Regions from separate parts of the Homo sapiens genome. Here all the other regions are linked to region 7. Evidence: chromatin loops called from intact Hi-C (ENCODE). Cell type or tissue: endothelial cell of umbilical vein. All regions are shown on one strand.

Evidence for each region. A loop is a pair of places that touch in the nucleus more often than their neighbours do. Peaks named below come from ENCODE experiments on the same cell type or tissue, not always from the same donor. Only the 100,000 strongest peaks of a DNase experiment are listed, where the experiment ranks them.
Region 1: a loop joins it to region 7, with 5 times the contacts of the local background. A loop is called at or near these places in 6 of 110 quality-filtered maps.
Region 2: a loop joins it to region 7, with 7 times the contacts of the local background. A loop is called at or near these places in 2 of 110 quality-filtered maps.
Region 3: it touches region 7 in a loop (5-fold over the local background); 8 of 110 quality-filtered maps call a loop at or near these places.
Region 4: it touches region 7 in a loop (2.7-fold over the local background); 8 of 110 quality-filtered maps call a loop at or near these places.
Region 5: it touches region 7 in a loop (12-fold over the local background); 10 of 110 quality-filtered maps call a loop at or near these places.
Region 6: it touches region 7 in a loop (7-fold over the local background); 108 of 110 quality-filtered maps call a loop at or near these places.

The regions. Positions count from the first base shown.
Region 1 is chr20:51,445,164-51,449,163 of GRCh38, forward strand. All of the region lies in intron 6 of NFATC2 (nuclear factor of activated T cells 2), which reads right to left. Among named protein-coding and RNA genes, the nearest start is that of MIR3194, 5.8 kb to the right of the region's middle. RefSeq lists enhancers at 1,311-2,510, 1,909-2,203. In endothelial cell of umbilical vein, no CTCF peak of the experiment used is centred here; DNase peaks (open chromatin) are centred at 1,748 and 2,248; H3K27ac peaks cover 2,236 bases.
Region 2 is chr20:51,410,354-51,414,353 of GRCh38, forward strand. All of the region lies in intron 9 of NFATC2 (nuclear factor of activated T cells 2), which reads right to left. Among named protein-coding and RNA genes, the nearest start is that of MIR3194, 41 kb to the right of the region's middle. In endothelial cell of umbilical vein, no CTCF peak of the experiment used is centred here; DNase peaks (open chromatin) are centred at 38 and 2,128; H3K27ac peaks cover 1,765 bases.
Region 3 is chr20:51,490,615-51,494,614 of GRCh38, forward strand. The region is part of intron 3 of NFATC2 (nuclear factor of activated T cells 2); the gene reads right to left. Among named protein-coding and RNA genes, the nearest start is that of MIR3194, 40 kb to the left of the region's middle. In endothelial cell of umbilical vein, no CTCF peak of the experiment used is centred here; a DNase peak (open chromatin) is centred at 2,007; H3K27ac peaks cover 1,698 bases.
Region 4 is chr20:51,305,190-51,309,189 of GRCh38, forward strand. No RefSeq gene overlaps it. Among named protein-coding and RNA genes, the nearest start is that of MIR3194, 150 kb to the right of the region's middle. RefSeq lists an enhancer at 1,051-2,011. In endothelial cell of umbilical vein, a CTCF peak has its summit at 1,784 (motif pointing left); a DNase peak (open chromatin) is centred at 1,762; H3K27me3 peaks cover 140 bases.
Region 5 is chr20:51,218,659-51,222,658 of GRCh38, forward strand. No RefSeq gene overlaps it. Among named protein-coding and RNA genes, the nearest start is that of KCNG1, 200 kb to the left of the region's middle. RefSeq lists silencers at 1,651-1,710, 1,771-1,820 and enhancers at 2,970-3,644, 3,645-4,000. In endothelial cell of umbilical vein, a CTCF peak has its summit at 1,724 (motif pointing right); no DNase peak of the experiment used is centred here; H3K27me3 peaks cover 820 bases.
Region 6 is chr20:51,372,380-51,376,379 of GRCh38, forward strand. The region is part of intron 2 of LOC105372663 (a long non-coding RNA gene); the gene reads left to right. Among named protein-coding and RNA genes, the nearest start is that of MIR3194, 79 kb to the right of the region's middle. In endothelial cell of umbilical vein, a CTCF peak has its summit at 54 (motif pointing right); DNase peaks (open chromatin) are centred at 112 and 1,802; H3K27ac peaks cover 1,710 bases.
Region 7 is chr20:51,593,614-51,597,613 of GRCh38, forward strand. ATP9A (ATPase phospholipid transporting 9A (putative)) reads right to left here. Exons shown (of 28, transcript NM_006045.3): 28 at 2,901-4,000. Among named protein-coding and RNA genes, the nearest start is that of NFATC2, 53 kb to the left of the region's middle. In endothelial cell of umbilical vein, a CTCF peak has its summit at 1,581 (motif pointing left); a DNase peak (open chromatin) is centred at 1,528; H3K27ac peaks cover 511 bases.

The DNA of each region.
Region 1 (4,000 bases), 150 kb before region 7:
CCTTGCCATGACTGCAGGGCCCAGCTGGGCCTGCCCCCCGCAGCACCTCTCCAGGCTGGGCTCTCACTCTCACGACGCACCAGCCGCCCGGGCCTGCTTCCCATTCCTCAAATGCCCTAAGCTCATCTCCACGCTGGGGCCTTGGCACTGGGCAGCTCCTTTTGCCTGGGACACTCTCCCAGCAGTCCTTGTGGCTCTCTCTTTCCCACCTTCAGGGGTCTGCTGAAAGCCATCTCCTCCAGCAAGAGCTCCCTGACTCCTCTATCCAGAGTTACCAGATTTAACCAATAAAAATACAGGATGTTCAGTTAAACTTGGACTGCAGAAAACAACGAATACCTTTTTACTGCAAGTATGTCCCAAACTCCTTGCCATTGTATAGAACATACTTTTACTAAAGAAATTCACTGTTTGGGATTCAAATTTGACTGCGCATCCTATATTTTCCCCCCTAACTCCACACGCTTTTCTCTCTTGGGCCTGTGACCTGGCTTCCCTGGCTTCATAGCATTTTCCCCATCTGAAAGTGTCCTGCTTATAAACAAGTTTCAGACTGTCCACTCCCAAGGGCAGGGACCTCACCTGCCATGTGTCCCCTGTGCCTGGCATGGCACTGCACATAGTAGGTGCTCAATAAACACCCGGGAAATGAACATGGAAGCACCGGGGGCTGAGTGAGTGGAGCAAGCCTGAGAGGGCACGCTTGGATGCTCAGTCAAGGTCAATCTTACACAGAGGTCGGATTTCAGCTCCTCCCCTGTCCCACCCTAGACGTGACTCTTCTCGGCCCTAAGCTGTCATCTGTGGATGATCCCCACACATTTCAGACAGCCAGCTACTCTGGGAACCAGGAAGTTGGGGTTTCAGGCCCAGCCCTCCACTGATGAACTCTGTCACCTCAAAGAAGTCTAGTGACCACACTGTGTGACTCGACTTCCCCATCCGTAAAATGGGAAGGGGAGGAAGCAGACCATGAGTTACCCTCCCTCCAGCTGCCAGGCTATGACTCCAGGAGTCTGATGGGTCTAGGGTAAGGACAGGAGAGGAATTCACCTCGCCAAGAAGGACTCTTCTCCCAGACAAGAAACCAACATGGCTCTGCCCTCTGAACCCTGTGTGAAGTCAACCAGGCTCCCAGAGTGCAGGTAGAAGGGCAGCTGATGTTTTCTGAGCACCTACTATGTGCCTGATACTTTCAGTTCCTTGATCTCCTTCTATTGCTAATACACCACCAACCCCATCTCAGAGATGGGAAAACTGAGTCCCAAGGTACATAGTGTGAGGCCAATCCAGGCTTCAGGCCGAGTCTGCTGGGTGATTCAAAATCCAGCCTTTGAAGTGGGAATTACACAAAGGCCTTTGGTACCAGGAACAATTTCTGATGGTGGAAGTGCTTAGACACAATGAGTGTTCTAACTAAAAACTCATTTCTCTGTGGCCTCCTTCAAATGGATGCAAACGGAATGAACTGCAGGATTCTTGGACTTAAAAGCCTGTTCTTCAATGCAGGGGACCAAGTTTAGGCAAATATTTAGATCCCTGAAAACGAGACCATTTTCTCTATCTCCACGGCAGCTTCGGAGTTGCAATCTGGATCGCATCTTTGGAGAGCAGCTTCGTGTCCCAGCAAAGCTGTGGGTAAGTGATGGGCTCCAGCCCGGGGGGCCACTGACACCAGGGACATGAGTCACAGAGGGCAAAGGTCCGGAGAGCCTTAGTCATGCCCCAGCCCTGTCTGGAGTCTGACATTTCCCAGAGGGAAGCCCCATCTAGAGACTCCCATACCAGGTCTATTGTTTCAGAGAACATCACGCCGGGTACAACCAAACCCAGGGAGAGAAACAGGTGGGAAGAGCAGGTGTCTGCTCTAAGATGGTTCCGATTGTTCCAGGGCACAAATTCACGGAAAAATACTTAATTTAGAAAAAAAAAAATTATTTTAAGCATATGCATTTATATTTATTAAACAAAGCTCAAAATACAACCTTTGGGGACCTCCAAGTAATAAAATGACTCATGTCAGGATATGATGACTCAGTGGGAAAGAGGGAATTCCACCACCCACGCGTCCTTTCTAAAAAATCAATTTGTCCTCTGGACAGGTGATGGGAGCCTCTGCCATCAGACCGTTCCAAGAAAATCGTCCAGCAAAACAAAACAAAAAATTCTCTTCAAACAATTTAAGTTTCAAAGCTGAGTAATCTGATGCAGGCCAGTTTCCAACCTACGCCCCCGCAGGACACACAGAGCCAGGGAGCTAGTTGGCCAAGCCTGGGGGCCTGAATTAAGAAGGATTTACCAGCCGAAAAATTCCAAAACTCTGTGTCATGTGAAGGAACCTTCCAAAACATTGGATCCCACCCAGGCGCAGCGAGTCGCTCAAAGCCATGGCAACCCCTTTCCCGCTGCCACATCACTTTTATTTTTGTGTCCTTAGATTTTTTCCTGTTTTGCAATGTTTTGCTGGGACCCCCGACTCCGCCTGAGGCCCTGTGGCCAAGGGCCAGGGTTCCCACTGAAGTCAGGAACAGCCTGGACTTCCCAGCGTGAACTTTGCCTGAAGGGTTACACATTTTTTAAATTTCAGAGAACATCCAAATGGCTTTTCAGCAATTACTGAGAATGATAAATAGGAAAGACCCTGATTGTTCTGTTTGGTTTCTCTGTCCTCTCTGACATGACTAGAAAAAATTACTCGAGTTGACGACAAATGCTGCCTTGGGATTCCACCTCTGTCACCAGTTGTGGGCTGACCTGGGGTGCATGACTTGACATCTGTGAGCCTCAGTTACCTCATCTGTAAAATGGGGATAATGCTGCCCGCTTCTCAGGGCTGGAGTGACAACTAAAAGAGATGCATTCATTCAACAACACAAATGAGCACCTGCTATGTGCCGGGGACCACTCTGGATGCTGAGGATACAGCAGCAAACGCTGAGACTCTGCTGTCAAGGAACTAAGAGTCCAGCATGAGAGACCAGGTGATAAATGAACAGACAGACAAGGTAGGTGATTTCAACAGCGCTAAGTGCCCCCAAGAAAACAGAGCCGGGCAGTGGCACAGAAGGTGACAAGGTGTCTGGGAAGCGGGACAACTTCAGAATGACGGTCAAGGAGGACCCCGTGGAGGAAGTGACCTTTGAGCTGAGACTGGGAGGAATAGGAGGCCGCAGGCTTGAAAAGAAATGGTGGAGGAGGCCGGACGCAGTGGCTCGCGCCTGTAATCCCAACACTTTGGGAGGCCAAGGCAGGCAGATTACGAGGTCAGGAGATTGAGACCATCCTGGCTAACATGGTGAAACCCCGTCTCTACTAAACAAACTACAAAAAATTAGCCAGGCGTCGTGGCAGGTGCCTATAGTCCCAGCTACTCAGGAGGCTGGGGCAGGAGAATGGCGTGAACCTGGGAGGCGGAGCTTGCAGTGAGCCGAGATCGCGCACTCGCGCCACGCCACTCCAGCCTGGGCGACAGAGCAAAACTCCGTCTCAAAAAAAAAGAAAAGAAAAGAAATGGTGGAGGAACATTCTAAGAGCAAACGGAGAAAGCCAAGGTCCTGAGACAGAAATGGGCTTGGGGTGTTTGAGGACAGAGGGAAGCCAGGTGTTGCTATGGCCAAGTGGCAGGGAGAGAGTCAAAAAAGCTGAGGTCAGAGCCAGATCACACAGGCTCTTGAAAGTCACAAAAATAATCAAAAATAGTAATACAAATAATATAATAATCATTATTATTATTGCTGCTATAAATAAGATGCCATTTTCCAAAACACCAAGCTTTTCTAACTTAAGAAACACCACGCTGCCCCTCTCCTACTGTTTTTCCACTGCTCTCCAATTTGTCATCTTGCTGGAGTGGAAACTGCCAATTCCATTTTAGTCGACAGCTATAAAAAGAACATTGGAGCTGGTGGTGCCGATGACCAAACTCGGGGCTAAGATTAGCCCAGGAGGCTGTCACCTTTCCTTAATGTGAGAAACAGCTGGGATTCCCCTTCCTTGGAAA
Region 2 (4,000 bases), 180 kb before region 7:
TTTAGAAAAATGTAACTGAAAGATTTGCCAGAAAACATTTTCTACGCAGAAGAGCTCAGAGGAAATGACTATCCTATTGTTCTTTAAGCTTAGGGGGAGGGGTAAGTACACAGTATGTTTGTGTACTCACATATATTTTAAACATATTTATATGCATTTAATAAAAGCAATTTATTATTTAAAGGAAAGGAAGAGAGGGAGAGAAAGAGGGAGAGAAAGGGAGGGAGAGAGAAGAAAGAAGGTAATGAAGGAGGGAGGAAGAGAGGGAAGGAAGGCAGTGGGGAAGGGATTATTTGGAGAGAAGGAAGACAAAAGGAGACAGATCTCCTTTGCACCCACCATACAAGAGCTGGTATTTTTGCACATCCTGGCACATCTAGAGAGCATTCTAACACACTTAGGGCAGGAGAGTGTCACCTCTCAGAGAGGCCTTCCTTGATGACCCTGTCTAAAGTCTCTCCCCCAGCACCCTGTTTCTTTTCTTCATGGCATGTGTCACCAGCTGAAATCTATTTCTTTCTGGCATTTTTTTCTTCCTTACTAGACTGTATGAACCACAGAGCAGGAACCTCACTCCATTCACCCAGCACCTACCAATTTACCTGGCTGGAAGCAGGTGTTGATAGATGACAGTGGTGATGGTGATAATGATAGTGGTGGCAGTGGTGGTATTTGGTATCTACTGGGTATTTACTCTGTGCCAGGCCTTGTTCTAAGCAATCTACATGTACTAACCCACCCAATGTTCACAGTGACCCATGAGGTAAGTGTTATAATGATTACTCCCATTTTGCAGTTCAGTAAATCAAGGCTCAGTGAGGCAAAGGGCCTCGATCAGAGTTACGCAGGTAGCACGTGGCCGAGCAATGATTTGCATCCAGAAGTTCTGGTTCCAGGGCCTACCCTGGATTCCTGCCTTGCTGATAACATTTCATTTAATAGTAAAGACAGAAGCTTTTTTTCAGGCCTAAAGTGACCCTGAGTTAACCACTGAAGTTCAAGGAGGACCTGATTAAACCTAATTATTTCTCCTGCCCATACTAGCCCCAGTGTTCTTTATCCATGCACACACACATACACACACCCATACACACACACACAGTATAACTACACCTGGCCACACTACAAACCATAGTGCAAGGTCCTGAAGCAATGCAATTGTCTTTTTTTTTTTTTTTTTTTTTTTTTTTTTGAGACAGAGTCTTGCTCTTTCTCCCAGGCTCGTGTGCAGTAGCACAGTCTCAGCTCACTGCAACCTCTGCCTCCCAGGTTCATGCGATTCTCCTGCCCCAGCCTCCTGAGTAGCTGGGATTACAGGCGTGTGCCACCACGCACAGCTAGTTTTTGTATTTTTAGTAGAGACAAGGTTTCAACATGTTGGCCAGCCTGGTCTTGCACTCCTGACCTCAAGTGATCCACCTGCCTTGGCCTCCCAAAGTACCGAAATTCCAGGTGTGAGCCACCGCGCCTGGCCTGAAGCAATGCTCTTTGACTTGTTTTCTGCCTGGCACACAGTAGGCACTCTGCAGATGTGTTGAGTAGAACTGACCAAAGTGCAAGAAATTTGGGCCAGGATGCCAAACTTTCCAAAGCAGAGGTCCCAACCTCAGTGAGAAAACATCACTATTAAGAGCCCCATTAGGGTGAGCGAGCCCCTCTTTGAAATTCAAGGCCCCCATAGGAGGGAGCCCTAACCCCATTATCACACCCACCCAGCAGGAATTTACTTAACTGCTTTCCCTTCAGCTCCCCTTCCAGCCTTACAGAGGGGACCCTGAACAGCTAAGAACTCTGATAATAAGAAACCAAGGGCTATAAGATCTGGAGTTTGAATTTAGGGAATTCTTTCCAGGATAGGCCTGGCCAGAGCCTGTTTTGGTGTGAGCCCCCATGACTGGCACACTCTGGCATCACACAGCTGGGGGTGATTGGACTGGGGAAGGGGTCTGCGACCAAAAGGGGTGGCCCTCTTAGATGCAGCCAAGCCGTCTGCATTCTGAGTCACAAGGCCATCCTCAGAACCTTCTCCCTAATAGGAACAGAACAGGAAACTAGCATGCTGAGAGCTGCTGCCCCCTTCTCCACACGGGCCAGGGGGTGGGCAGGAGCAGGGAGTTCCAGTTCCTGGGCTGAGGCATGAATTTCTCAGAACCCTGGCAGCCTGGAAAACACAGAGCTGGTTTCTGTTTTCCACCCCCAGAAACAGCCTGTAACCACAGCAGGAGGGAGGCCCCGCTGGCCTGGTCGGGAGCACCCTGGCCAGGCCAGGATGCAAACACTGCTGCTGTTTAGAGAGGGAAACCCTGGCCGGCTCACATGCCCGATTCCTGGGCGTCCCCGGCCACCTCATACTCTCTGCCAGCTGGGTCCACGGGGATGCTATCTTCGGGAGGAGCAGGGAGTTGGAACGCAGCCCTCAGAACAGGGGTGCATGCCAGCTGGGCTAGACGTTTGGCATGCAAAGGGGGTGCAATCTCATGGGTCTCCCTGCAAAAGGAGTACTTCTGTGTCCAAAACAAGCTGGTGCCAAGCACAACAGAACAACAAGGAGCACAGGAGAAGGAGAAGGAGAAGCACAGGATGAGGCCGCCGACCCCACCCCCGCCCCACCGACCCCGGCCCCCCCATCCCCCGCTCCCGCCGCCCCCCCCCCTCCCCGCCAAACACATGGAGCCGAGTACAGTGTCCTGCTCTCCAGGCAGCCAGCTCCCGGGTTTCACAATCCTTTCCATGGCACTCGGGTTTGCTGTCACAACAACTGCAGGATGACCCGGTGCTGGGCAGCACTGCTGGCTGGAGGTGAGAAATCGATTTTCTCACCGGCCCAGTGGCCAGCACATTTTTGAGGTCATGCCCCGGCCTGGCCTGTGGAGTCCCCCAAGCATCTGCCTCTGTCAATCCACTGTGCCCTCTGAGGCTGGACTGCATGGCACTAAGAGGGCCCTGGGTTCCAAAGCCATCCTGCTGAGAAGAGATAACAGCCTGATTCTAGGACCAGGACACAGTCTGTCTCCTCAGGGTTTATTCACTGGCAAATCTTGTTAGCAGATGCTAGAGGTTTTTATTTGCACTCCTGAACTCCCAAAGAAACATATGGCATCTTTTTTCAAAAAAACCTAAAGAGGCGGGGTGTGGCAGCTCATACTGTAATCCTAGCACTTTGGGAGGCTGAGCTGGGAGGACTGCTTCAGGCCAGGAGTTCAAGACCAGCCCGGGCAACATAGTGAAACCCTGTCTTTACAAAATTAAGAAAAAACAGCCAGGAGTGGTGGCACACGCCTATAGTCCAGCTACCCAGGAGGCTGAGGTGGGAGGATTGCTTGAGCCTAGGAGTTCAAGGCTGCAGTGAGCCATGGTGGCACCAGTGCACTCCAGCCTCGGTGACAGAGCAAGACCCTGTCCCCTCCAAAAATATTAAATAAAAATTTTAAAATTAAAAACAAAACTAAAGAACATGTACAAATGTACTCACTTGCTGTGGGACCTTGGACCAGTTACTTAACCTCCCTGGGCTACAGTTTCCTCATCTATAAAATGCCTCTGCGGCTGCCATGAGGGTTAAATGAGCTAATGCAGCAAAGTCTTAGAAGAATGTCTGGTAAACAGTAAACATCTAAGCATGAGCTGCTATTATCATTATTGTTCTTTTGTGACAAATAGTTTTAAATCATTTTAAACCCAGGCAGTCTCGGTTCTCAGTTTCATGCCTGGTTATTCATTCGATACCACAAATATTGGGTGAGCACCTTTTATGCAGGAAGCTGAGCCAGGTCTTTGAGCAAAGGGTGGACGTCAGCAAATGTTGTCAAGGGCTTCCCATGTGCAAAGCCAGCCCAGGGGCAGTCAGCAGTGCAGACAAGTCACAGCATTTGTCCTCACTACCCAGAGACTCGAGCAAGGGAGAAAAAATAAATAAATAAATAAATGGAAACACCTGAAAGAGACCATGTTCATTTCCAGGACTTCAAGGCAAGAGAGAAACCCTCCAGGTGCAGAGCAG
Region 3 (4,000 bases), 100 kb before region 7:
AATCAAATGTGTGCATAAATACACAATGAAATAAAGGTGCCATTAAAATAATTATAGCAGCTACACACGGTGGCACATGCCTGTAGTCCCAGCTACTTGGGAGAGTGAGACAGGAAGGTTATTTGAGCCCGGGAGTTTGAGACCAGCTTGGGTAACATAAAAAAAAATTTAAAAATAAAATAATTATAAATGTTAAAAATGCTGACTAAGTAACACAACATTAATCAACATGCTCCTTTCCCAGGGAACCATGGTTTGCAGAGCACAGGACTGGCATTCAAAGTACAGCAGAGGAGGTGCTGAAGCACTGGGTTTGGGGAGCCCCAAGATGGGAAGCCACCATCTCCAAAGCCAGTAGATCATCAAGGGATGATTAAGAAAACCACCCAGGTCAGTGCCCAGACACAAGAGGTGCTCAGCAAACCTCTGCAAAAGGACCCAAGGAGGTCTGCTAAGGACTCTTTACCAGGAGAGAAAAAGTACCACTGCCTGCCCACAAGCTAGGAGAATGTCCTGTATTCAGAGAGAGGACTAGAAAAGGAAAATCATCTCCTGGCTCCAGGGCACAAATTTTTAACCTTTTTTTGCACCAATGACCCCTTCTGCAGCTTGGTGAAGCCATGGCCCTATCTCTGAGTGATTCTTCCACATGCATAAAATGGACAAGGTTAAAAAAAAAAAAGAAGAGGGAAATCAACCAATGTATAAAAATGTAATGTATTTTCCCAAAACTAAAAAGTGGCATTCGTTCAGGTAGCCCGTCTGTCTGTCTTCCTTGCTCTGGGTTTGCATGCGCTGTGCCTGTGAGGTATGCAATGGTAGACCAGGAAATATTCAACGACCAGTTCTCCAAGACAGAAAGCTTGCTTTGCAGTGTTTGCCCATTTCCACGGTGTCAACACTCCCACAGTGGCTGATTTCCAGCTCCCGGTGTGACGATACTGTATATGGAGCTGGGAGGAGAAGTGCAGCGGCACCATTACGTGCTACCTCCGCCATGTGGATACACGGATGCCTATGACCTCAGGCACATAGGTCAGAACAACATGTAACAGAGTTCCTGGAACTTTAAAAATCAGCTCTCACAAGGCCACGAAAACGGGCTCCAGGACACTCCTGGGCACCCATAGGTCTCTGTGTGCATCTGTTTAGGTGCATAACTACTCAGATTGCAGTCTGCCCATCTCTTACTCTCTTCTCCCATTGATTTTCACATCTGCTCGTTGAGAACAGCCCCACCCCCACCAACACACACATACACATACACACACACACACACACACACACACACACACACACACACACCCCTTGCCCCAGCCCTACTCCCTGTGAAAGCTTATGAGGACCCTGCTATGGTCTGGCCTGCACACACATACCCCCAGCCCCGCGCCCCCGGAGTGCCATGAACACCCCTTGTTCACTGGCCCGGGCTCCCCTTAGATCTGGAGAAAGCCGCATCCCTGCACATCCCAGAAATGCGCAAATCCTACAAACCAAATCACCTCGGCCCCAAGGCTCCTAGAGCCTTCTCGCCCCAGCAGGAGGGAGAGCCTCATCTTTAAATCCCATCACACACATCTTCCTGTCTAGACGAGGTCCCTGGCTGCCAGGGCCTCAGAGTGAATGGATTCACAGCCTCCACCCGCTGGCACCACCGAGCCCCGCCGCACCCCGCCGCTATTCTCAGGACGACCTGGGCAGCCCCCCAGCTTCTAGAAAAGACACAGAGGAGACTGCGCAATCAACAGGCAGGAGTGTGCGTGAGTGCGGCATGACATGGGCACGCCACCCCAGAGAAGTGGGCGCCTGCTGCGCTAAACGTCATCCGTCATCCTTTCGCTGAAAAGTTGGAAAACAAACAACAAAAACCCCGCCCAGCCTCATTTAATGCGAACCAAACACAAAAGCCACAGGGGAAAGCTTTTCCTCTCTGTGCTTCCCTTTTCCGGCCGAGGAACACCACCAGCCAAGATAAGGGGACTGTGCGGGGCCCTCTGCGCGGCTTCAAAGGGCTGGCACCCGCCCGGGCCCGCTCCCACTCCCACTGGCTAATGGGCTCCCCGCTCCAGCCCTTGGGGAGCAGGAGGCGGCCGGGGCTCCATGCCAGGCGACTTGGAAGAGGTTTAAGGCTCACGCCACACAAGGGAGGAAGCTCGGCCTGTCAAGAGGCGTGATAAAGCAGCCCCTTATCGCAGTTTTCCTTTCAACTGCCTCCAAGTGAGCGCCGGCCGGGGCTGGGCCTGTCAAGGCCAAGCGTGTTCCTTTCATGTCGCCCTGGGTTCCTCGGTCAGCGACGTATCCACGGGCTCATGGAACTGTAGCGTCAGCATTGGAGTTTGCAGCTTGGGGCCAGAGGCTCCAGGAGGATGCGATCGTGTGCCTCCCAGCCTGGGCCTCTGGTGAACCATGTGGCATCTGCAAATCCACTAGAACCATCTGGGTCCCAGTTTTGCCATCAGGAAACCAGGAGAAGAAGATTCCAGAGCAGTGGGGTCCAACAGTTTAGACTGGGGGCTAGGGAGTCGGCAGACACAAGCTCAAGTCCCAACTGCTGAACTCGCTGGCTGTGGACCTTGGGCAGGTCACTCTGACTCTTTGACACATGTGTCACATAGAAAAAAGCACTTGTACATTTCATAGAGTTGCCAGGACCCAATGAATTGGTATAAGCACAGCTCTTAGAACCAGTGGCGACACATAGTAAGCGCTCAGTAAACGTTGGCCTTCATCTTGTTGTAATTCTTGTCGTTTTCTCATGGGGCTGTTATGGGCATAGAATGGGGATTGGCGACCTCACATTGCAACTGAGTGATGTGAAATTGACAACATGCTAGAGAAATGATTTTGATCTTCTAGGCACCTCCCATTTACAGAGGGAATGTCCCAGACTGACACAGTGAATCTACGATAAAAGAAAGCCTCTCATTACTTGAGCACCTTTCCACCCCGACTATGAGTCTCACTCACCGGGGCCCTGGATTCAGATAGCAGCTCCATCTGAGGCCCCTCGAATGCAGCAGACACTGGTTCAACGTCACCGCAGGGAAACCCCACTGGGCCTATTCCCTGAGAGGCGGGGCATGCTGAGAGACAGGAACAGAGTCGATCACATTGAGAGCAGCTTGGTCCCTGTCCAATCCTCTCATCAGTGGCAACCTCAGCACCATGTCCCCAGAGAGCTGCTCCCCACTGTGATGGGCATCAAACGCTTAGCAAAGAGCCAGCCCGGAACGTGACACCCTTGACCATCAGCCTGCTCAGAACCAACCAAGTCTCAGATCCGAGACTGGTTGGGGCTGCGGAAAGCTGGCCACACCTCTGAGCCCTCACCTCTGCAAAGGGGAAAATAACAGATGCCCATCCCATGCCCCATGAGCTGTGGCAAAGATTAGACGATATAATGGGTACAGTGCCTGGCAAAGAGTGGGTGCTCAGTGAGCGTCAACAGTTACCATCATCGCCACCATCGTCACCCATTTCAGACCTTCCTCCAAGCCATCTCAGGCAGCTCGGTCACCGTTACTTTGCTTGGTTATGAGTCCTCTTTTGAATGTGGACATGAGGAAGGACAGGACCCCAGTGCTCCCCTCCTTCTCCACGCGGAGTGGGCACCAGGCACTGAATTTCCATGGGTTTGCTCAGAGAGGCTAAGTCAGCTGCCTAAGGTGTCCGGCACAGGGCGGGTGCCACTGGAAATCAAAAGCAAATCTGGCGGCTTCCCTGGCTGGTGGCTTTTCTGCTACACCTGCTCCTCCTATTTCCTCTTTGTTTAAACATTTTTATTTTACTTTCAAGTGGAAATGCGGCACACGTCAGTAATTCCCTCACACTTCGCTCTTGAGGGGCTCCCCACTCCTCACCTTTATTTAAGGCCCCAAGGCCCTTTTCTTCTGCTACTACTACGTGCAGGTCTTTGTGCACAGAGTCAGCATCCTACCCTTGCCCAGAGCTGAACACGGCTCCATCCTGAATCCTAGGGCTGAGAACCCACGCGCCTTGA
Region 4 (4,000 bases), 290 kb before region 7:
CAGGTCTCAATCAACTTAGAAAGTTAATTTTGCCAAGACTGAGGATGTGCCTGTGACATAGCCTCAGGGGGTCCTGACGTGTGGCCAAGGTGCTCGGGGCAATTTAGTTTTATACATTTTAGGGAGACATGAGACATCGATCAGTGTGTGTAAGATGTACGTTGATTCAGTCTGGAAACGTGGGACAACTCAAAGCAGAGAGGGGCTTCCAGGTCATAAGTAGATAAGAGACAAACAGTTGCATTCTTTTGAGTTTCTGATTAGCCTTTCCAAAGAAAGCCATCAGATATGCATTTATCTCAGTGAGCACAGAGAGATGACTTTGAGTTCTGTCTGTCCTTTGTCTGCAAGGAATTTCCTCGTGGACAAATTGTGAGGGAGGTATGTAGCTTTTTTACCCTAGTAGCCATAGAATAGAACGGGAGGCAGGTGTGCCCTAAGCAGTTCCCAGCTTGACTTTTCCCTTTGTCTTAGTTATTTTGGGGTCCCGAGGTTGACATATATTATACATCTTACATGTGCTAGAGGAAAATGTCCCCTCTGGAAAGGCAGAGATAACACAAAGGTGGGGGTTGGGGGCAGGAACAGCAGGGAGGGGAGCTTCCAGGTCATAGGTGAATTCAAAGAGTTCCTGAATTCCTGATTGGTGACTGGTTGAAAGAGTTTATCTAAAGACCTGGAATCAATACAAGGGAGTGTCTGGGTTAAGGAGTTGTGGAGACCAAGGTTCTTATTATTATGCAGATGAAGCCTCCAGGTAGAGAGAATAGATTGTAAATGTGTCTTATCAGGCTTAGAAAGGTGCCAGACTTAGTTAATTCTCTCCTGGATCAGGAAAAAAGGCCTGGAAAGGGAAGAGGATTCTCTACAGAATGTAGATTTTTACCCACAAGTGACAGCTTTGCAAGGCCATTTCAAAATATGTCAAAGAAACATATTTTGGGGTAAAATACTTCAATTTCGTTCAGAGCCTGCTATCTGTCACGTTGGCATCTTATTGGTAGAGTCGGCTTTGTCAGTGTTAAGGTCTCTGTTTTAATGTTCATGCTGGTCAGCCGTGCCTGAATTCCAAAGGGCGGAGGTATAATGAGGCCTGTTTGACCCGCATTCCCATCATGGCCTGAACTCGTGTTTCAGGTTAACTTTAGGATACCCTTGGCCAAGAGGAGGGGACCATTCAGTTAGCTGGGGGCTTAGAATTTTGTTTTCGGTTTATATTTGTCACCTTCCAGTCTCAGGATGGCCACCACAGCTGCTGCATTTGAAGCAGGAGCATGGGGCTGGAGGCACATGTGCTGCACCCACAGAACAGACAAGAAATTACAGCCTTTTCCGGAAACCCCAGAGAGCTCCCGCATCCACGCCACTGGCCGTGCGGACACCCAGCTGTGGGGAGGCCAAGGGATCAAGCACCCAGCAAGGGACATGGCCTTGCCAGTCCTAACATATCTCACAGCGGGGCATGTGGACCTGCTGCAAGGAATTGGGGCGCTAAGGGCAAGACAAAGTGAGGACCAGCCCTTGAGGCTGGCAGAGAAGAAACCTCAGGCCACGGTGCTCAGGCATAAATTAGAGCCCTGTCCCAAGTGCACAGAGAACAGCTGCGAGCAGGGCCCGTCTCACCCTACCCCACCCCACCTCCAGCTGTGGTGGGGAGAGAAGGTTCTGGGTTAGGCTCCAAGGTCTAGGGAGCCCACGTCGTCTGCCCCTGCCTGAGTGGAAGGCTGGGCGCAGGTGGGCCTCGGCGTTAGGAAAGGCAACTGCTCCCTCTTGTGGCCACTCTAGGGCAGCCCGGCGTCCTCCCAGCGATGTGGCAGCCGGTCTCAAGCAGGCAGGGGTGATCCCTCCTCCCCAGCCCTGCGCAGGCCTCGAAGGGGAAGAGAACCAGCGATGCTGGTGAGAGCTAACCTTGATTGGGCACCTCTGGTATACCAGGCGCCCTTCTGTGCACTTCGCAAATATTAATTCAATCCTCTTAACTCGGCCAGGTTGGTCCCATTCATGTGTCCGTTTTAATGATTGGGCCATTTGCCCAATATCATCCGGGCAGAGATTGAAGCTAAGTCCACCTCATAGCAAGGCTGTGCTTCCAGCTCCTGAATTTGGGAGCTGTAGAATGTGTGCTTAAAGACTACGCCTGGGGGACAATTGCATCGATCAGGAATTATATTTCTTTACTGTTTTTAATTTGTGTATTTAAAAAGGCTCCACCAAAATTTCTTTTTTCTTTCTTTCTTTCTTTTTTTTTTTTTTTTTTTTTGAGACAGAGTCTTGCTCTGTTGCCCAGGCTGCACTGCAGTGACACGATCTCGGCTCACTGCAACCTCCGCCTCCCGGGCCCAAGCAATTCTCCTGCCTCGGTCTCCTGAGTAGCTGGGACTACCAGCACTCGCCACCACGCCCAGCTAATTTTTGCATTTTTAGTAGAGACGGGGTTTCACCATGTTGGCCAGGCTGGTCTCGATCTCTTGACCTCGTGATCTGCCTGCCTTGGCCTCCCAAAGTGCTGGGATTACAGGTGTGAGCCACCATGCCCAGCCCCAAAATTTCTTCATGTGGGGACTTAAGGAGTCCGTGGATGTAGTTTAGACATCCCTGAAATTGGAAACAAAATGCTGCATTCATGTCTGTACATTTCCTTGGGTAAAGGCCTAGAGCAGCTGTCAGAGGGCAAAGGTATGGGAACCCCAAGAAGGTGAAGAGCCCCACTGCCCATTTTAATGTCATTATTGTGTTTATTCTCTCATAGACTCTCAGAGAGAGCCGGATGGAATTGATTAGAAAGTGCTTGTCACAAAAGCCTGTCTGAGCCCTAATTGACTTGTGACGAGCTTACATTTTGCATAAATCAGCTTTTGTTTAGCTCTTGGGTTTGACACCTAATGAGAGTCTCTCAGAGGCTGAGGAAAGCCAAAGCCATCCCATATTTTTAAAAAAGTTTAAGGCAAAAAGGGATGTCAGAATTGTGGTAAAATATAAGTGTTTATGTTTAACAAAGTAATGCTTTTTGCATAAGATTCAATGATGATACATCTAAGTTTGTTTATAGATAATGTCAAAAGTCTAAACTGGAGGATTCTGTGAATAAATGGCCCGGGCCAAATTATCCTTCTGCCATAAAAGGTGCCAGGTAGCTGGATGATGTCAACCCAGGTGTTGGCTTCAGAGATGACAAAACACCCCACCCCCTTTCTAATTCCCAGAGAAGCAGACAGAGCCCAGGTCACCCCTTCCCTCGCCACCCCGCCCCAACCCCCACCAGAAGCAGGTGCCTCAGGGTAGTGGGGAAGTACCCAAGGCAGGGGCCAGGTCCAGGGGAGGGAAGAAGGAGCATAAGATAACCTCCCTTGCACCTCCCCAGGTTTAATTCACCTTACTCTGGCCTCAGAGTTTGGTTTGAGGCTAAATCCCCAGGAATCCAACCCACATTCAAAGGGATACACCAAAGCTCATTCCAGGAAACAGAAAAACTGATTTCAAGTTTCCAGCTGTTTGGGCAATCAAGGAAATAATCAGGGCTTTGGATTTGGTTTCTGTTTCTCTCTTTGGCTGTGTGACTTTGGGTTAACCTCTCTGACCTTCAGATTCTTCGCTACCTTTCTAGGTAGCTGTAGCAATCAGTGAGGTTCATTCTGCCTGCACTGAGCGGGGCTGAGTGCTGGGGAGCTGCCTGGTGCTTGGGAAGACAGAACGTTCTGTTAACTCTCATACACACACACAAACCACTCACAAAGGCATGTGGGGACAGAGCAGACTTTACTGAAGGTTTGGATCAGTAACCAAAGACATCTTACAATTGAAAGCTGCATCTCCCTCATCTTCAAAAGCCTCCCGGCTATGTTCACCATCTGGCTCCAGCCCCTTGTCCTATTGTCCAGCTCATCTTTCTTTCCTCCCCTCCTCATCCCCTCTCCTCTCCCATCCTCTCTTTGCAGTGTTCCCTCTTCAAAATTCCTCTTTACTTCTAGCAAAGAGCAGTTCAGCACTCTTTTGGTGGCCT
Region 5 (4,000 bases), 370 kb before region 7:
ATGCTAGAATGCTTTCCTCCTAATTCTCCTGCTTCCATAAAAATCCAATTCAATTTAAACTGCAAGGCATAGTGAGTTGTAATTACTATATTTATAAAAATTATATATAATTAGAGCAGGATTTCAGGAACCAGGCCAATTCTCCCCCAGAATGTACACTGAAAAGCACATTTTAAAGAACAAAAGATGCTCTTGGGTAGGGCTATCATGTGACATCTCCCAGGCCATTTTGGTCACTTGTTTTTAGCGGGCTAAGTATAAGTTCTTCCTGAGCTCTTTGGACTCAAACCATTATAAGAACATTAAAATTTCTTTCTGGAGATTATAGGTAGAATAATTGTATTTCCTGAACAAAAAGTCAGGTCATGTGGTTAGCTGAGAATCTGCATGCCCCTTACACAGCCAGAAGGCAGTGTGAGGTTGGAGACTGACAAAGGTGGATTTGGAAATGAGAGGGAGACAGAAATGACTGCTGGTGGTGGGATGGCCAGGTTACTTCTGAGTCCCCAGGTCCTCTCCAGGTATGTGACCTCTTTGAGAGAGGCAGGGAACAAAGCCCTGCTAGTGGAGGGATCAGGTGGCTTTGGTTTCCAGTTCCTCTCTGGTAACTCAGTTGCCAGGTGAGATGCAAGGGACCAGATACCCAAAGGGCCACCTTCTCCTCAAACCCGAATCTCAGGGCTTATCAGTTTCCATGCAAGAGGGAGCCCACAGAACTTTCACCCAGGCCAGCACATCTGGAGCCAGAAATCACACTGCCTGAAGCTGAGCCTGCTCAAGGCTTCAAATGAGACCCTGCCTGCAGCCAGCTGTGTATCTCACCTATCTACCCTGCCCCAGCAATCCATAGTTTGGCTTGCTAGTCCCTGCACAGAAGGTGGCCTCACATGCTTTGAGACCTTTGCATGGTTTGTGTCCTCTGCTGGGGATGCCATCACCTCCTTTGCCCATTTATCAAGATCCAGTCATCACATTGTCTGGGGTCTTTCTCTGATGCCCACCCCATGCAGAATCCAGCACTCACTCTTCTGGGTGTATACAACATGGCACCTCTTGCGGGATGTTGCAATAACTTTTTTAAGGTCAGATGCTCCAAACAGCAATGGCTTGAGCTAGGTACACTCATTTTCTCTCAAATCACAGGAGTAAGTAGTCCAGGGCTGGTCTGGAGTCCCTAGTGCCAAGGAAGCAGGCACTTGCTAGTCCATTGCTCCACCATTCCTAGGGGTTGCCCTTATCTGTATGGACCCAGACACCATTGCCAAGTCAGAAACTCCAGCCAGTGGGATGGGGAAAGGGGAGAAAAAAAAAAGAGGGCTTGCCTCTTTCCTTTAAGGACATGGCAGGAAGCTGTACTCATTCATTCGTTCAACATATATTCATGGGGTGTTTTTCACATGCTAGAAACTGTTTTAGATACTGGGGATGTGACAATGAACAGGACTTACAAAAATCCCTGCCACTGTGGAGTGTCCTATGGGAGGTGAGGGGACCGAGAGACGTTAATCAAATAGGGAAATACAACGCATATTCCAGGTGGTGTGAAAACTGCTGAAAAAGAGGAAACTTACATCTTAGGGAACTTCCGGCGCAGGAAGGGTGCTCGGGCTGTGGGGGGACTTTTTGCATTTAATTAAAGAGTATGGATTGTCATTGCTGGTTAGCAGGAGGGTGCAAGGTTTAGCGAGGGTGTGACTGACAACCCAGGAGCGCCATGCTCCATCCGTCCTGCAGGTGGCGCGCCTGAGCCCGTGCACGGCAGCCTCTCCGGAAGGTGAAGCACGCTGCCGCACTGGGGGCCTGCCTGGGGCTCTGAAAGCCCATTACGCTGTTCTCCTTGGGGTCCTCTTGGTGGCATGGACCCACCTCCCCCAACCCCCACCCAAAGCCTAGGTAGTTCTTGTGGAAGGTGCATTTCATCTTCAACAAGAGAAGATCCGTTTTTCCCGAAGTCTCTATTTCATCTATTTTTCAGGAGCGGAGGCTCATTTCTCCTTCCTTGGATTTAAGACGCTCTTGTTACTTCTTTTTTATTGCTTCATTTGAAATTGCAGACAGTTCCGACTTTTTGTTTTTGTGTTCCCAGGTTTTACGGAACACTCTCTGGCTGCGTTACAAAGCTCTCCCAGTTTCTCTCTCCCACCACCAGCCCCGCTGCCCCACGACACCGCCTGCCCTAGACTATAAAATGGCAATCATAATCCATACCTCATGATGCCCAAACAAGATAATGTCTACAATAAGTAAGGTTGCCAGATTCGGCAAATCAAAATACAGGACACCTGGGTTTAAGGTGTCTGATAAACAACGATTTTTTAAAGTGTGTGTACCAAATATTGCATGGGACATACTTACTCTAAAAAAAATTATGAATTATCGTATGAAATTCAAATTTAACTGGGTACCCTGTATTTAATCTGGCAATTTGAACATAAGGAGCTTAACACAAGGCATGGCCTGAGGTCACAGTAAGTGCCAGGGACAATGATGAGGGTGACGATGACTTTAATTCTGATGAATGCGCACCCCAGGATGGAAGCAGGGGTGCGTATTCATAAGAAGGGCTTTCTAGAGCAATGGAGGCCTAGGCTAAGTCTTGAAGGACTCCAATCATGTGTGCAACAAATATTTATTGAGCACTTATTAAGTGCCGGGCTCTGTCCCAGGTGCTAGGGATGCAGCAGTGAACAAAACAGATAAAAATCACTGCCCTCATGGGCATGATTTATTAGTGGGGGAGACAGTATTTACTCTTTATTTAAAGAAGATAAGCAAAAAGAAGTATTTACTCTTTATTTAAAGAAGATAAGCAAAATCTATAGAGTGTCAAATGATGCTAGGGAGAAAACATAAGTAGAACATGAAGTGTTGAGGTGAGGTGAAGTTTTGGAGTGGGTGGGAAGGACAAACTTACTGAGAAGTTGGCTGAAGTAACAATGTGAAGAAAGGAGAAGAGCTGTGAGATATTTAGGGGAAGCTCATTTCAGAAAAGGGAGGTAGCAAGTGCAAGGGTCCTGCAGTGGAGGGCACCTGAACGTGCAAGAAACAGCGAGGACGCCTGGGTGGCGGGAGCAGAGGGAGCAAGGGGTGGGAGGGGAAAAGGCGGCTGGGTCTCACAGGGTCTTGGGGCACCAGAAGGACATTGAGTGAGAGAGAGCCACTGTGGGGCTCTGATATAATCTGACCTGCGTTCCGATAGGATGTCCCTGGCTGCTTGTGGAGGATAAACTGCAAGGCAGGAGCAGAGAGACCCGTGAGGAGGTGACCGCAACAATCCGGGTGAGACAGGACGGTGGTTGGGACCAGGGAGGAAGGTGGTGAATACATTTTGAAGGGAGTGCTGATAGGATTTGCTGCTGGTTCCAATTTGGAGAGGACGGGAGAGAGAGAGAGAGAGCCAGGGGGAGGAGGGGAGGACACTACTAATGCCTACTTAAAGAGAGTTAACCAGATGGAGAAAGGGAAAAGAAACAATAGCTGAGGCAATCCCGGCAATGATTGCTTCAGCTAGGAAGTGCCTTGCAGCGAGGATGTGACTTCCAACCCGCGCGGGACAACCTGTTTCTCCACCCTCCCAGCTGGATTGTGGACACGCCTGTCATGAATCCTGCCTCCCCACACTGTCCTGCTGTGAATGAGATCAGCAATCTTTGCTGCCCTGGTCGCTTGCAGCAAGAGACTGCTTGGCCCCTGTGCTGAGAGAGCACCCTTGCCCAGGGCAGAGAACCTCCCCTGCCCTCAGGAGGCCCGGGAAGATTTCCTGGGCTGCCTGAGTCTAGCCATTGCTCCCATGATCCATGGCCCATTAACAAACCACTCCAAAATTTAGGGGCTTAAATAGCAACCATCATTTACTTGGCTTACAAATAGGCTATTTGGGCCAGGTTCCGTGGGGGAAGGCTCATCTCTGTCCTCACAGCATCAGCCAGGGAGGCTTTTCTGGGGAAGGGAGTGTCTGCTGTCAAAATCTGGCAGACAGGTTGGTGCTGGCTATTGCCAG
Region 6 (4,000 bases), 220 kb before region 7:
AAGCCACTCTTGCAGCAGGTCCCGGGAGAGCCCCAGGCCCTGGATCTGAGCATCCTCAGTGGGGCTTGGGGATCCGTACCTCTAGAGGGCAGTGGGGCTCCACCAAGAGTCCCTTCCAGTGTCTTCCCAGTGGCCAGGAAATACTCCTCACCTTAGAACGGGCCTCCCTGCTCAGCCTAAAGGGAAATTTCTACCCACAGGTTGCCTTGGCTGGGCGCAGAGGATGGATCTTTCCACATCCAGTTGTTTGTGCGGGGGAAAGCTCATTAGGAAGGAAAGTATCTAGTGTCAGTAGCATGTGAACGTTTCCAAGCACAGAAGCCCGACAGCTGTACCTACTTAGGGGGTACCTGGGGACTCCGGGCCACACAGAGGCCATCTCCCACCAGCCTGGCCAGGGGGAAGTCAGATTTCTGGGGCTCATAATGTTCACATGGAGAAAACGTGCATTTCTACTGGAGTGTTCTTGGCCAGACTCAGGCTTTTAGATTCCCCAAAATAAATCTCCTCGACGGTTCGCCCCTGCCTGCTCCTACCCCTCGTTCTTGCTTGGCAAACAGGGAAGTCCCTGGATGCATTTTGGTCCAGAGATCAGAGCCCCCAGGGATCAGAGCCTCATGGGCTGCACCCTCTAAGGGCCACAGAATCCCTGTTGGGGGCAAGGTTAGGGGGTGCAAGCATATCCACTTTGGGTGCACACAGACCTGGGTTCAAATCGTCACTCTGCCACTGCACAGCTGCAGGGTCACCAGCTTGCACCCACTCTGAGCCTCCGGCTCATCTGAGAAATGAGGAAAGCCCCACCTTACGGGATGGCCGCAGGGCTCGGGGACAGAAATCCTGGAACCAGTATATATAGCACAACACCAGGCACATCACAGCCCCTGCCAGAAGCACCACCAGCCGCACCCTCCCTGCTGCTAATTTTTCCCGAGGCACCCATTGCTGAACTCTTCTGTTCTTATGGTTTATACAGTCTATCCTTCCTGCTGGGACACAAGCTCCACTGCCGTGTCCAAAACACTCTGTTCTAGGCACAAGGTTGGCATCAAAAAATACCTGTTGGGTGCATAAATGAATGCTTTGGAGCTCGTATTACAGTTCTCTGGGCCTCAGTTTCCCCAGCTGTGCAATGCGGATGATGGCATTAGAAGTGTCAAAGGTGGCTTCAGATGGATTGAGCAAATGTGCAAGAGCACCCAGCCCAGGCAGGCAACAGATGCAAATCCACTCTCCCAATCAGATTCCGAGGTTGTCTTGGGCTTTACAATGGAGTCAGGAGAATCGCCACCCTCTGGCCTCCAAGTGCAGCTCAGAGGGATGGGTCACTGGCCAGGCATTGATACAGACTCACCCAACAAGGCCTGCAAGTTCTCTGAACAGGCGCCCTCATGTTGGATCCTCCCAGGGGCCAGGCAGGGAAGACTGAGGCCAGGAAACACCCCAAGGCTCAGAGAGGTGGGGTCACTGGGCGAGGCTGTCTTGGCCGTTTCTCTGCATAAAGCAGCCAGGGGCTGTGAAACTCCAAGGTGAGAGGTGGCCCATGGGTGACAAACGGGAAATGGAAGGCCAAAGAAGTGTGAGTGCACCGGGGAAGCAGGGTGTCTTAGTGGGAAGAATGTGGGCTCTGGGATCAAGGAGACCTGCCTTCCGGCCTGCCTCAGCCACTCACCATGCAACCCCGGGGAAGCCATATCACCTCTCATTTCCTAATCAGTGAAATGGAGATAACAAGAGCCCTTGCTCTGCAGAGTGCTGGGAACGGCTCCTGCAGCGGCTGGCACACACTTGATAAGCAGTTAGGAAAGAGCAGATATTACTCTTTGTATGAGTTCTCTCTTGTTGCCATAACAAATTACCACAAACTTAATGGCTTAAAGCAACACAAATTTAACATCTTACAGTTCCGGAGGGCAGAGGTCCTAAAATCAAAATATTGGCAGGGCTGCCTTCCTTCTGGAGGCTCTAGGGGAGATTCTGTTTCCTGCCTTTTCCAGCTCCTGGGGCCATCTGTTTTCCTTGGATCATATCACTCCGATCTCTCTGTCCATCATTACATCTTCTCTGACGGTCCTGCCTCCATTCCATAGGGATCCTTGTGATTCCACTGGGTCTACCTGGATAATCCAGGATAATCTCCCTGTCTCAGAGTTCTTAACATCATCACGCCTGCAAAATCCCTCTTGCCTTATGAGGTAACATATTCACAGGTTCTGGGGATTAGGGCGGGGACCTCTTTGGGGCCATAATTCAGCCGACCACACTGTTCTTATGATGCCTCCCATCCTGGCCCTGCTCCACTGTTCCTCCAGCAGGCACTGTCTATCTCTGTCTCTCTCTTGCTCTAGCCTTGACACCAAAGGAGTTATTTGGTTCTAATTTGGGGTTCTGGTTGGATGAATTGCAGGAGAAAGCTTGTGTCTCCTCAAACATCCCCCCATTGTCCCCGGACCATACAGGTTGTAGTCAAGGGACTTGTTAGAAGGCAGGCGGCAGCCAAGAATTCCAGAGAAAGCTGCATGGGAAATGTCCCCATTCATTCATCAAATATCAGAGCACCTACCACATGCCTGGCACTTCTGGTCACTGTGGGCACAACTGTGGACTGGGCAGACTTGACTCTGCCCTCGAGGAACTGACCTTCTCGGGGGAAGACAGGTGGGAGAGTGATCCTATCATAGGCACTCAACCCAAACAAGACCCCAGGTATTGCGAGGGAGGGTGGTGGAGCAGATACATTAGCTAGGGTGGCCACGGATGGCCTCTTTGAGGAGGTGGAACATGACCCAAAGAGCCATGCAGGGGATGGGGGAAGTGCGTTCCAGGCAGACGGCTTGGCAAGTGCAAAGGCCCCGAGGCAGGAACGTGTTTGGCTTCTTCAAGAAACAGCAAGATGGCAGCGTGGCTGGAGGGATGAGGTGGTCTGAGAGTAGCTGGGGGCCAGATCATAGCAGGACCCTGGCTTTTATTCTGAGTGAGGTCAGGGCCTTTGGCGGGCTTTAGCAAAAGGTGCTATCATCTGGCTCATATTGAAAAGGATCCCTCTGGCTTCTGTGAAGGGAACAGACGATAGCAGGCCAGAAACCAGGAACCCAGAAGGAGGCTACACAGGCAAAGGAGTAAATTGAGGAGAGTTTTAATGGATTATTCACAAAGGCACAGGAGAGAGGGGAAACGTAATGCAAGATGAATCCCCCAGAGCTATCAGCACTGGGGCACCTCTGCCGCCCCAAGGCCCGAAGAGGTTAAGGAGGAGAGCAGTTTCTGGGACCGGGAGGGATGGCACCCCATGGAGAGGGCCACTTGGAGAGACAGTGGCTTTTGTTGAGGGACATATCCAGGCCACGGCATGAACACCCAACCTTCCATCTCTTGCTGGCACCTCCTATTGAAGGAACCCTCTGAAAGCCAGAGGTGCCCCGGAGAGGCTGGTCATATGGTCCGCCTCCCAGGCCCAGAGAGCTGAGGGTGAACCTGGAGGGCAAATGGAAGACACTGGAACAAGCTCCCTGCCCAGCTCCCTGAACGCAGGGCAGCTGACACTGTAGCCTCTGTGCCTGTAGCCACCGTTGCTGTCTAGCTTTAGAACTTGGATCCTTGAAAAAAATATTAGGGCTGCTGCTCCATGGCAGCCCTGTGCAGAACACACCAGGAGGGAGAGGGAGAGACACGGAAGATGTAGCGCGCCCCCCGCCTCCTTAGGCTGTTCTCCCATTGCTATAAAGAAATACCTGAACCTGGGTAATTTACAAAGAAAAGAAGTTTAATTGGCTGATAGTTCCACAGGCTGTGCAGGAAGCACAGTGGCTTCTGCTTCTGGGGAGGCCTCAGGAAACTTACAATCGTGGTGGAAGGCTAGGGGGAAGCCAGCACATCACATGGGCAGAGCAGCAGGAGCAAGAGAAGGGTGGGGAAGTGCTACACACTTTTCCATGACCAGATCTCATGAGAACTCACTATCACGAGAACAGCACCAGTGGATCCACCCCCATGATCCAAT
Region 7 (4,000 bases):
GTCATCCTCTGCCTAACCCTTAGGCTGCTTTATCTTAGGAAGCTTTCTCTCCACCTGATGTTAGTCTTAATCTGTTTATTGTCTTTCACACACATACACACACACACACACAGAGTGTAATCACTATGAGGGCAGACACTACGCTTGTCTGGTTCCCTGCCACGCCTCCAGCCCCAAGAACAGTGCCTAACACATAGGAAGTGCTCAGCAAATATTTGATCAATGAAGGAATAAAAATGTCAGCATATTCTGCACATCTCCTACCCATCCCCCAACACTTTTTCCATTCCTTCTGGACTCTGCAATCTTTCTCAAAGGAAATAAAAAATAGTCCTGGGCTTATCTGGACCTGATCTGATCAAAGAAAAAAAATGTATTTCTTTTAAATCTCTTGAAAACAAACACCACAGGCTTAGAACACCAAGTTCTTAATGTAAGCAAACAGAACCTGCTGGCTGAATTCTAAGAAATGAGCCCTGGCTTGGTATCAAGCATAGGTTGTGGGGCCGATGACTTCACATGTGACTCAGTTACCCCAAATTTCAGGGGGAATCCATTTCAAAATCAAAACGTCAACATGGAAAGTGGAGGGTGGCTTTGTTTGGGCATTCCTGCAAGAAGGCAGGCTTTCTGAAAAGATGCTATGTTATAGATAACTCATCCACAAAAGGGGGGCAGGAGGGATGGGGAGAAACCCCAGGATTGGGTGTATTTCTCGGCTAAGGCTTTGGATGCAAACTGATCCGGGAATGCGTGATCCTCCAAAAATCCACCAGCCCCCAAAGTGCTTGAGTTACCCCTCCGACCACAGCCACATGGAAAATGAAATTAAATCCCACGGAAAGATTTGACTTTTTTAACATTATGCAATGTTTGGGTGAAAAAAGGGGGGTGGGGAGAGGGAGATCAGAAAAAAATTCATCTTTTTCCCAGAGTTTAGCAGAGCTATTTCTAGCTTTTAATGATACATTTCACCATCACTTCATGGGTAGTTTTGAGAGGCGCGAAGGCGGGACCGGTTCTGTTATGTAACCCATTTAAAGTAGGAAATTAGCAAGTCCTGAATGAATTCTGTCACTGTGCTCCCACTTCTGGAAAATTTGGAGCGACTACAGTTCTATTTTGAGGTGAGCAAATCCATCATTTATAGACCTCCTCACAAATACCACAGGGCTTCATGTCACCCTGAAAAGTTTCATAACAAAAACACTAAAAGTACTTGGGGTGTTGGTACATTTCGTCTCAAAACCTTATTAGACTGAACAGTGAATTGGCAAAGCTTCCTACTTGCCAATTATTCAAAAATGCAAATATCCAAGAGCAAATAAATATTCATCTCTCACCCTCCCTGCCTTTTTTTTTTCCTTTTTTTTTTTTTTAACTAAGTCCAGCAAAATATTCTGGTCAACAACATGAAAAGAAATGTCTGTTTTTCACGGAGCCTCTGGCCATGAAATAAATTCTGAAGCTATGAAAGCACAGTCTTGAAACTCAGGGCAGTTGGGCACGTGGGGTCCGGCTGGTTGTGGAAAACAGGAAACAGCAATGTCTTTCAGTCCTCAAGTTCCCCCTAGCGGCTCCGGCGGAGGAGTGTCCGCACATGGACGGAAGTTCACTGCAGGCAAATGCAGAGGCTTAAGGTCGTGCAGGGATAGCACACGTTTAAGGGAAAGCATGGTCGGTCCCTACCTTTGAAACCACATACCTTCCTTTTGCTGCTGTCATGAGATAACACAACTAAGTTACAATTATCTTTCTAATCTATATACTGAGGATGGCCCTTTCCATTGAGAACCAAAAAGAGGGAACCAGCAGCTCACACTGCAGACAGCCACTAATTACACCATTTGGTATAGTATTTGGTATAGTAGGCGGAGGCATAACTTGCTTCCTGAGACACACGAGCTTATACCTCCGGGCCCTTTTACAAATACAGACAGACAAATGGTACAGCTGACACGTGCCAATTAAATTAGGGTTTCTCTGGCTGGGCGTATGGGCTCATGCCTGTAATCCCAGCACTTTGGGAGGCTGAGGCAGGCAGATCACCTGAGGCCTGGAGTTCGAGACCAGCCTGGCCAACATGGTGAAACCCCGTCTCTACTAAAGATACAAAACTTAACCGGGCGTGGTGGCAGGCCCAGCTACTCAGAAGGCTGAGGCAGGAGAATCGCCTGAACCTGGGAGGCGGAGGTTGCAGTGAGCCAAGATTGCACCACTGCATTGCAGCCTAGATAACAGGGCAAGACTCCACCTCGAAAAAAAATAATTAGGGTTTCTCAATGTTGGCACTTTTGACACTTTGGGCTCTGTTGTGGGGGCCACCCTGTGAATCACAGGGTGTTCGGCAGCATCTCTTGCTTGTAGCACTCCTCTTCCCCGAGTTGTAACAACTGAAAAGGTCTTCATACCGCCACGTGTCCCCCAAGGGACAAAAATCACCCAATTGATTTCAACTACTTCCTACACAAAAGCTTTTTTTGTTTTGTTTTGTTTTGAGACGGAGTCTTGCTCTGTTGCCCAGGCAGGAGTGCAGTGGCACAATCACGACTCACTGCAGCCTCGACCTCCGAGGCTCAGGTGATTGTTCCGCCTCAGCTTCCCAAGTCGCTGGGACCACAGGCTTGAGCCAGTACACCCAGCTCGTTTTCTTGTATTTTTTGTACATGAGTTTCACCACGTTACCCAGGCTGGTCTCAAACTCTGGGCTCAAGCAATCCTCCTGCCTTGGTCTCCCAAAGCTGGGATTACAGACATGAGCCACTGCGCCGGGCCTTAAAAATTTTTTCTGCCTAAAACTTAACTGACTGTTCCTATATGTTCCATCCCTCGATAAAAAAAAAAAAAAAAGATTCCAGTCATCGAGGACCGTGTATAGAAATACAATATGAAGCTTATGGTTTTCATCTTATTTTCCATTTATATCTATCACCTTTTGAAATTCTGACACGTCTGGGATGGACAATAGTACAAAATAATAAATAACATGCATTGATTTGGGGTTTTTTTTGCCAAAATCAAAATAATTTTCTGAACTGGAAAGAGTTTTCTTTACATTTCATGTACCATGAAATAAAGAAAAAATAGGAGCGTTATAATAAAAAGTCCTCATTTTGATACCAGAATTCATGTTTCTGTACAAATTAAAATAATCCCCCAAGGCAGAACGTACACAAGCTTTATTGGGCAACAGCAACGAGCCACGCTGGCAAACAATGAAAGTAGAGTCGCTCAGAAACACGAAAGATCATATGTGTGTCATCACAGCATCGAGAATTTAAATCATCTGGAAGTTCCTGCTAAATTAAAGCATACTGTGCCAGAGCTCCCCTCTAATCAAAAAACGCTGTCCTGGTGAAAATTTGCAATGAGGATTACAGAGAGAGAGATCAACCAATGAGGAAATCACAGACTCTTACATGAGTTTACAGTTAACCCCACTGCAACAAAATAATAAATTAGCCATAATTTGTTTTTTTTGCAAATACCATGCCCCCCACCTGACCCCACAAACACAACAGTCACTGACATGGCCCAGCTATATTAACAGACTGCGCCTCAAACCATGCTGTGGCGGAGAAGACAGATTCACGGGTAATGCCGCTTTGGCCTGAGAAGATGCTTCGGAGCTCCAGGTGGAGGAGCTGCTCACGCTGCAGGATGCTTTGCAGGTTCATTCAAAACCAAATTTTTTTCCAAGAAGAACTGGACATAATTCATGGGAATATTTTAAGTATATATAAGTGGCAAAAAAGCTGTACATTAAAAGAAGGGGGAGAAATAAAATGTGTTGTATTTACAAAGCTCTTTGTATATTTTTTTAAATGAAAACAAAGCTGGGAGTGATAGAATTTTAATGCAATGAAAACCAAATAATTCTTCAAAAAACTTTAGATGACATCATTCTCTCGCTCTTTCACACACACACACACCCCCCACACACTTCAAACATACAGAAAAGGTTAAAGATAAAAATAGCTGATAGGTGTTTAAGTAGGAT